Linked DNA regions of Homo sapiens: region 1 is linked to region 2. Evidence: chromatin loops called from intact Hi-C (ENCODE). Cell type or tissue: testis. All regions are shown on one strand. Each heading gives the region's core, and the rest is flanking DNA. Links, peaks and the distances in the headings are about the cores only. Region 1 overlaps PHYHD1 (phytanoyl-CoA dioxygenase domain containing 1). Region 2 overlaps KYAT1-SPOUT1 (KYAT1-SPOUT1 readthrough).

What was found. Peaks named below come from ENCODE experiments on the same cell type or tissue, not always from the same donor. Only the 100,000 strongest peaks of a DNase experiment are listed, where the experiment ranks them.
Region 1: a loop joins it to region 2, with 3 times the contacts of the local background. A loop is called at or near these places in 16 of 110 quality-filtered maps.

Annotation. Positions count from the first base shown.
Region 1 is chr9:128,938,691-128,944,870 of GRCh38, forward strand. It overlaps PHYHD1 (phytanoyl-CoA dioxygenase domain containing 1), which reads left to right. Exons shown (of 13, transcript NM_001100876.2): 10 at 1,679-1,807; 11 at 1,909-2,025; 12 at 2,755-2,881; 13 at 2,978-3,348. The coding sequence ends at 3,023. Among named protein-coding and RNA genes, the nearest start is that of DOLK, 5.8 kb to the right of the region's middle. RefSeq lists a silencer at 3,056-3,254. In testis, for the core only: no CTCF peak of the experiment used is centred there; no DNase peak of the experiment used is centred there; H3K27ac peaks cover 1,042 bases.
Region 2 is chr9:128,862,358-128,864,857 of GRCh38, forward strand. All of the region lies in intron 1 of KYAT1-SPOUT1 (KYAT1-SPOUT1 readthrough), which reads right to left. The region is part of intron 1 of KYAT1 (kynurenine aminotransferase 1); the gene reads right to left. Among named protein-coding and RNA genes, the nearest start is that of KYAT1, 18 kb to the right of the region's middle. RefSeq lists an enhancer at 1,233-1,527. In testis, for the core only: CTCF peaks have their summits at 1,383 (motif pointing right) and 1,582; a DNase peak (open chromatin) is centred at 1,404.

The DNA.
Region 1 (6,180 bases), core at 2,287-4,786, 79 kb after region 2:
GGGATTACAGGGATGAGCCACCGCGCCCGGCCCTGGAATCTGTATTTTTAACAAGTTTCCTGGAGGACGAATTCAGCATAGAAATTGCTGATCTAGTTCCACACCCTACACCATGCAGCCACCCTTTACAGCCTCCCTAGTAGGTGATTATCTACTTCTGCTCAAATACCTCTGGTGACAGGGAGCTCATCCCCTCCCAGGAAGCCCTTTCCTTCCTTGCATGAGCCCAAGTCAGCCTCCTTGTGACCACCTTCTTCCACCATTCAGCCTGTACGAAGTTCCCCAAAGGGATGACCATCCCCACCCTTAGCCTGAGTCCAGTTCCCCAAAGGGATGACCATCCCCACTCTCTGCCTGAGTCCAGTTCTCCCAGTTCCTTCCACCATTCCTCTCCCAAATGTTTCAAAGCCCCTTCCATTTCAAATGTTCCTTTGGAGGTCTGTCTTAAAGTTCAGTATTCAGAAAACACGCAGTTGCCCGGGAAGGAAGGAGGTGAGACAGCAACCTGTTTGTTCTGTTGCTGAGGACCATGTTCCTTTGTTCGGTGGTTCCGCATCCTAACTGTGCCCCAGCATCGTGTGGGGAGGTTTTTAAAAATGTGGATGCTGGCCAGGAGTGGTGGCTCACGCTTGTAATCCCAGCACTTTGGGAGGCCGAGGGGGTAGATCACCTAAGGTCAGGAGTTTGAGACCAGCCTGGCTAACATGGTGAAACCCCATCTCTACTAAAAATATGAAAATTAGCTGGGCGTGGTGTCAGGCACCTGTAATCCCAGCTACTAGGGAGGCTGAAGCAGGAGAATCACTTGAATCCGGGAGGCGGAGGTTGCAGTGAGCCAAGATCGTGCCACTGCACTCCAGCCTGGGCGACAGAGCCAGACTCCGTCTCAAAAAAAAAAAAAATAATAATAATAATAAAGAAATGTGGATGCCTGATCATAGCATCTCCCTGCTTCGCACCCAACTTCCCAATTTTTTTTTTTGAGAGGGAGTCTTGCTCTGTCACCCAGACTGGAGTGAGGTGGCACAGTCTCGGCTCACTGCAAGTTCTGCCTCCCGAGTTCAAGCAATTCTTCTGTCTCAGCCTCCCAAGTAGCTGGGATTACAGGCGCCTGCCACCACACATGGCTAATTTTTGTGTTTTTAGTAGAGACAGGGTTTCACCATGTTGGCCAGGCTGGTCTCAAATTCCTGACCTCAGGTGATCCACCCGCCTTGGCCTCCCAAAGTGCTGAGATTATAGGTGTGAGCCACCGCGCCAAGCCCCAACCTCCCAAACTTAGGCCACTGGGTGAACCATCTGGTGGCTGGGGGCCGCTTGTCCCTGGTTAAGAAGGGTGGCTTGAGTTATCTCACTGGAATTAAACAGTAGTGCTACTTTATATCAAGCAGTTACATTGTTGGGCCCTAAGCACTTTTCATACATCATCTCATAGAATCCTCCAGCACCCTGTGAGGTAGGTTGTTGTTGGAGCCACTTCACGGTTTAGGAAATTGAGGCTTTGAGAGGTGAAATCGCTTGCCTTAGAGTCCTGGGCCAGGAAGTGATGAGATTCTAACTGATCATGGGAAGGCTGGCCCTGGAGAGCACCCAGAGGACTGAGGAATAGGTAATGAGGCCAAGGTGAGGTGGAAACAGGCAAAAGGATGAGCTCCTCACCCCCCGTGGGCCTGCTTAGTCTCCCCTCATCAGGACGCCTCCTTCCTGTACACGGAGCCCCTGGGCCGGGTGCTGGGCGTGTGGATCGCAGTGGAGGATGCCACGCTGGAGAACGGCTGTCTCTGGTTCATCCCTGGCTCCCACACCAGTGAGGAACCCTGTCTCTTCTGCCCACTTGGGACTCCCCACCCCCTAGGGAGAGGGACCTTGAGAAAGGAGGAGTTTAAGGCTCTCCATCTTGGCCTGCAGGTGGTGTGTCAAGAAGGATGGTCCGGGCCCCTGTTGGCTCAGCGCCTGGTACCAGCTTCCTTGGGTCAGAGCCAGCCCGGGATAACAGCCTCTTTGTGCCCACCCCAGTGCAGAGAGGTAGGCAGATGCAGAGGGCAGAGAGGCAGGGGGCTGAGTCCATCAGTCTGTGCTTGCTCGACTACCCAGCGTCCAAGAGGTTGCCCTCGGGGTCATCTGAGGGCAGTGAAGTCACAGAAAGAGAAGGAGGGGCTGGATGGGCGCTGGGAAGTCAGGAAGCAGCATGTTTTCCTGCAGGCTGATCCAGATCACCCTGGAATCCACACTCTGCTACTTATGGGCTGTTTCTCTGGGCAAATGACTGACTCCCTGAGCCTTAATTTCCCCAAACGTAAAGTGGAAAGTCAGTGAGATGATAAATATGTTGATATAGAGTCTGCCTAGTGCATAGCCACTGCTCAACAAATGTTGGCTGTTGGGCGGCCCTTTTTCTTATGAAAAGGGAAAACCAATGTCTAACTCAGCATCACCGGAGAGGTCCCAGTGGACTGGCACAGGACAGAGGGCTTCTGCCTGATCCTGCAAAGACCTCGGGAGGGGAGGCCCTTCCTAAGGCTTGCCAAGGCCACAGTCCACAGCAGAGGGGACTTGATCCCAGAGGAACATGCATCTCAATAGCTTAGCTTTTGTCCCTGAGGGAGGCTGCAGATGCCTGAGCTTTCAGGGAAGGGAATGGGGATGGATGGGGGCCACAAAACCACTGGAAGGAGGAGGGCCCATGTCCCTTCCTGCTCTGGGGAGGGGGGATGTGGGGCTGGTAGGTTCCTGACCTGCTTGTGTCTCTGCCAGGGGCCCTGGTCCTCATCCATGGAGAAGTGGTACACAAGAGCAAGCAGAACCTCTCTGACCGCTCGCGCCAGGCCTACACTTTCCACCTCATGGAGGCCTCTGGCACCACCTGGAGCCCGGAGAACTGGTAGGTGACAGGGTGGGTGTGTGTGCCCGACAGTCCCCTGGAGGCTGGGAACAGTGACCCTGCACCTCAAGGTTGTTTCTCCTCTATCCTCTGCAGGCTCCAGCCAACAGCTGAACTGCCCTTTCCCCAACTGTACACCTAAAGGCTCTCGCAGGGCAGGAGCCCTCGCCCCTCCCGGGTGAAGCTGTGGGCTGTAAACACCAGTGCCTTGCTCAGCCTCCTGGTTGCAACAGGGAGGTCTTGTCTCCCCTCCTGGGCTTTCCTCCTGCCCTGTGGGCAGCAGCCTAGGCTGGGTCAGGGGCTTCCCTAAGATCTTCACCTCTCTGCCTCCCTACTGCCCCAACATAGCCTTGAGGAGGCTTCTCAGCCACCAAAGGGTTCTGGCCCCTTCTCACTCTCCTCTCCTCTCAGATGGAACTCTGGTTATTATGGTGTTAGTTATCGAATAAAAACGACTTCAGAATGCAGCTTCCCTACTGAGCCTTCTTTCCCAAGCAGCATTGCTTTCCAGAGAAGAAAACTGCTTTCCAGGCCAGGTGCAGTGGCTCACGCCTGTAATCCTAGCACTTTGGGAGGCCGAGGTGGGCGGATGACCTGAGGTTGGCAGTTCTAGACCAGTTTGACCAACATGGAGAAACCCTGTCTCTACTAAAAATACAAAAAATTAGCTGGGCGTGGTGGTGCGTGCCTGTAATCCCAGCTACTCGGGAGGCTGAGGCAGGAGAATAGCTTGAACCCGGGAGGTAGAGATTGCGGTGAGTCGAGATCACACCATTGCACTCCAGCCTGGGCAACACAAGCAAAACTCCATCTCAAAAAAAAAAAAAAAAATTGCTTTCCAGACAAGATGCTAAAATGCATCCCAGGTACCCCAGCCCTGCTTGGCGTGGCTTGCATGATTTTAATAAGTAACATTTAGTGGGCAGTGACCGTGTGCCCTGCTCTGTGCTGAGACCTTCACAGGCTTTATCTCATGGAATCCTCACTCGGAGAGGTAAGTGCCATTATCTGTACTTACAGAAGACGACGCTGAGCCAAGGAGGGGGTAAATGACCTGCCCAAGTCACGTGGCTGCTCGGTTGTTCAGCAGGGTCAGCCTCATGCAGAGCCCGTGCTCCTAACCTTGACACTGCCTCGTCTTCTCTTCTTGGGGAGCAGAGATGCCCAGAGCTAGGAATCCAGAGTTCCAGGTTCTGGTCCTGGCTCTGTGAGCAACTTGCTCTCTGGTCTCAGGCCAGGGCCTTTCCTTCCTCTGGGCCTGTTTCCTCCCATGTCCAGTAAGGGGGCCAGACTAGGGCCTTCAGGGGCCCTTCCTGTTTGGGCATGCTTGGCAGGCACTCAGACCTTCAGAACAACTGCCAAATCTAAAACCTTAGCTGAGGTTTGGCCCAGAGGCTACAAACTGGGGAACACAGGCTGATTCTAGCCCACAGACGCATTTTGTCTGGGCCTCAGCATTTTTTTTTTTTTTTTGAGACAGAGTCTCACTCTGTCACCCAGGCTGGAGTGCAGTGGCAAGATCTCAGCTCATTGCGACCTCCGCCTCCCGGGTTCAAGCAATTCTCTCCCTCAGTATCCAGAGTAGCTGGGATTACAGGCGCCTGCCACCACACCCGGCTAATTTTTGTATTTTTAGTAGAGACAGGGTTTCACCATCTTTGCCAGGCTGGTCTTGAACTCCTGACCTAGTGATCCACCCGCCTTGGCCTCCCATAGTGCTGGGATTACAGGCGTGAGCCACCGCGCCTGGCCAGGCCTCAGCATTTAAGAAAAAACTTGAAGATTCCACATAATAATCCAGGTTCCTAAGCTTCCTCGAATGAGCATGCAATTGACAACACGGGGCCTACACTCTAGCATGGTGGCTACTGGCTGGAGCTCCCTTAGAGGCTCAGTGTGGTCCCCTGTTGTCGTTCACTGCGTTACCTGATTGGCCTTGGCAGTCATTTGAGTTTGTGACCCTGATGTAGCCTATCCCCCAACTATATACATGGACAACCCAAGGCCCAGAGGATAGAGCCCTTTCCCAAGGCCACCCTGGGAGTCCGTGGGGCAAAGCTGGTGCTCTTTCACCAACATTTTGCTGCTTCCTTTTGCAAGCAATAGGAGGGAGCCTAAGAGAAGGGAAGCGTCTCCATTGAGTCCCAAAGAAATGTCTCAATACTCTCCTCTGAGGGAAAGGACATGGCAGTGATTCTCAAGCAGAAGCTTCGCTCCCTGGAGCTCTGCTCCCGGCTTCTGGCCTTGGTGGACCAAAGCTCTCACCTCCTCTGATGTCCTCCCAAGCTTGGGGAGAAAGGGAGAACCTTGTCCAGCCTCAGGAATCTTGCTGTGCTATCTTCCTAGTGACGGAAAATGTTTATCCATTCACTATCTGTGTAGTGTACAATTCTGGGAGGGACACAGTGCAGATGGACTCCCAAATCTACTGATTTCCTGCTCCTTGTCAGTGCCCTGTGCTAGCCTTGGGGGATGGGGTGGGGAGTGAGGCAGTGCCGGAGCCTGTCTTCCCAGCCAGAGAGCAAGGCTGCAGCGTGGGCCCCTCATACAGTCATTTTACCTCTCAGGAAACTCCCCCAGCCCCTGTGGATCTTTCCTACCTTAGGAAAAGACAAACACAGGTTTGGATAGGATTAGAACATGGAAAGGTCTTAAGAAGGGCCCCTTGATGAGGTCCTGGTGCTGTTCAGCCCATCTTTCTCTATGGACACCACTCAGTGGGACACCAGAGGCGGGGTGGGGTTGGCTAAAACAAGATCCAGCCCAAGCAGGATCTGATCCTCCCTCAACCCTGCCAAAGTTGACCCACCTCTCCCTTCAGTAATTCCTAGCCCTCTGCTCTTTCCCTCAGGAGTTCTCCACCTCCAAGTGAAGCCAGGAGAGCAAAGGTCACTCTGGTTTCCAAGTGGTTTGCCCAGCTTTTCGGCTTTTCACTAAGATGAGGACTGGTCTTTGGTAAAAATGACTCCCTTTCTGACTGCTTATCAAGGGTGGGCTCTAGGCTGGACCCTCACAACACCCCGCGAGGTGTGGGCTGTCATTACTCCCATCTGCAAGAGAATTGAGGTTCAGCCTGGCTAAGTGACTCACCCAAGGTCACAAAGTTGTTTTTTTGTTTTGTTTTGTTTTGTTTTGAGACGGAGTTTCGCTCTTGTTGCCCAGACTGGAGTGCAATGGCGCGATCTCAGCTCACTTCAACCTCCGTCTCCCAGGTTCAAGTGATTCTCCTGCCTCAGCCTCTCTAGTAGGTGGGATTACAGGCATATGCCACCACGCCTGGCTAATTTTGTATTTTTAGT
Region 2 (2,500 bases), core at 1-2,500:
TACTTTTGTCACTGGATCCTTTCAACAACTCTGTAAAGCAAGTGCTATCCTCACCCTCATTAACAGGTGAGGAAATTCCTAACATACTAAAATAACAACACTTACATTGAGCTCCTGCAGGCCTTATAGCAGATTGTACACCTGGTGCCAGCACAGGGCAGAAACTCAGGAGAAACAGATCCCAGCTGTGGCCCTCTTCTCTGCCCTGCCCCAGCCTTGGCCCCTTGCCTTCTCTGGGCACTGCCAGTTCTCAGGAAAGGCGGTGCCTTCTGTGTGTCCAGATCACTGGCTCCATGGGGGTCAAGAAGCTGGGTGGCACCTGTGCTGCACACGGATATGCTTAAACAATCTTGCAGCCTTGGGGGTGGGGCTGGAAACCAGGATCGGCTTCCATTGCAGGGGACTGGCAGTGCATCGGGCCTATGTGTGGCCGGGTAAGACTGGGCATAGGAGTCAATGTTGGTTTGTTTGTTTTTTGACACAGAGTCTCGCCCTATCTTTTTATCACCCAGGATGGAGTGCAATGGCATGATCTCGGCTCCCTGCAACCTCCGCCTCCCAGGTTCAAGTGATTCTCATGCCTCAGCCTCCCGAGTGGCTGGGATTACAGACGCGCGCTACCATGCCCGGCTAATTTTTTTGTGTGTCTTTAGTAGAGATGGGGTTTCACCATGTTGGCCAGGATGGTCTTGAACTCCTGACCTCATGATCCGCCCGCCTCGGCCTCCCAAAGTGCTGAGATTACAGGCATGAGCCACCATGCCCGGCCAGAAGTGAATGTTATGTTGCACCCTCCACAGGGTAGGTCTGTTCTATTACCACACCCAGGATCAGGCCCCAAGTAGACACACAAGGAGGAGGGCAGTGCTGAGAGACGGGGGAAGGATTAGAACACAGGCTTTGATGACCTTGGCAGTGTGACATGAGGCAAGCCATTTTACCTCTCTGAACATCAATTTTCTATGCATGAAATAAATAATAATAATTCATGGAGGCTGGGCATGGTGGCTCACACCTGTAATCCCAGCATTTTGGGAGGCTGAGGTGGGCAGATCGCTTGAGCTCAGAAGTTCAAGACTAGCCTGGGCAACATAACAACACCCTTTCTCTACAAAAAAAAAAACCAAAACAACAAAAGGATCCAAATACAAGAGCTTGCACCTGAGCATGTGCACACATCTCTGTGTCTGTGTCTGTGAGCTTATGGGTGTGGTGAAGGTAGGTTCCAGGAACTTAGGAGGGAGGGAGGGAGGGAGAAGCCATAAGGGGTTCTCAGCCAAGAGCAGAAGGGTACAGGGGGCACGTAGGCTGCCTTAACCCAGCAACTTGGCCAGGTTGGTTGGGAGCAACTTGGGGGCTTGTGGGTGTGTTATTCCCGAGTCGGCCAGCAGGGGGCGCAAGGAGCCAGGCCCCTCGTGGCTTTGAGGTTGCTGGCCCAGGTCACAGAGCAACCTGCTGGCCCCAGGAGGGGACTACGCCTCACTTCACAGAGGAGGCCCAAAGCAGGGAGGGTGCTGCTCCAGGTTCCCGCATAAGGCAGGACTCCTGACCTCCCAGGCACACCTCCCTCCAATGCCCTGCGCCTCACCCCTTTTCTAGGAAGCAGGCCTTCCCTAGTCAGCTCCTCAACAGCCCTGGCAGTCACCTTTTATTTACCACACGCTTTCCTGTGCTAGGTGCCCCGTGGAGCCCTACACGTCCCACCACTTAAAAATGTTTTTCAGGCCGGGCGCGGTGGCTCACACCTGTAATCCCAGCACTTTGGGAGGCCGAGGCAGGTGGATCACAATGTCAGGAGATCGAGACTGTCCTGGCTAACACAGTGAAACCCCGTCTCTACTAAAAATACGAAAAAAAAATTAGCCAGGCATGGTGGCGGGTGCCTATAGTCCCAGCTGCTTGGAAGGCTGAGGCAGGAGAATGTTGTGAACCCGGGAGGCGAAGATTGTAGTGAGCCGAGATTGCGCCATTGCACTCCAGCCTGGGCGACAGAGCGAGACTCTGTCTCAAAAAAAAAAAAAAAAAAAAAGTTTTTCATTTAAAAAATTTTGGTAAAATACACATATCATAAACTTTACCATCTTAACTATGTACAGGTATACAGTTTTGGGAACTGTTTTCATCTTGTAAAACTGACAACTCTGTACCCATTAAACAATTACATCCCTTTACCCTCTGGCCCATAGCCCAGCCCATTTGCTGTCTCTGCGATTTTGACTACTTGAAATCAGGTCCCATCACTTTTATTATTTATTTACTTATTTTTTGGGGGACAAAGTCGTGCTCTGTCGCCCAGGCTGAAGTGCAGCAGCGCGATCTCAGCTCTCTGCAACCTCCGCCTCCCATGTTCAAGTGATTCTTGTGCCTCAGCCTCCCGAGTAGCTGGGACTACAGTTGTGCACCACCATGTCCAGCTAATCTTTGTATTTTTAGTAGAGACAGGGTTTCACCATGTTGACCAGGCTGGTCTAGAACTCCTGACCTCAAGTGATCCGCCTGC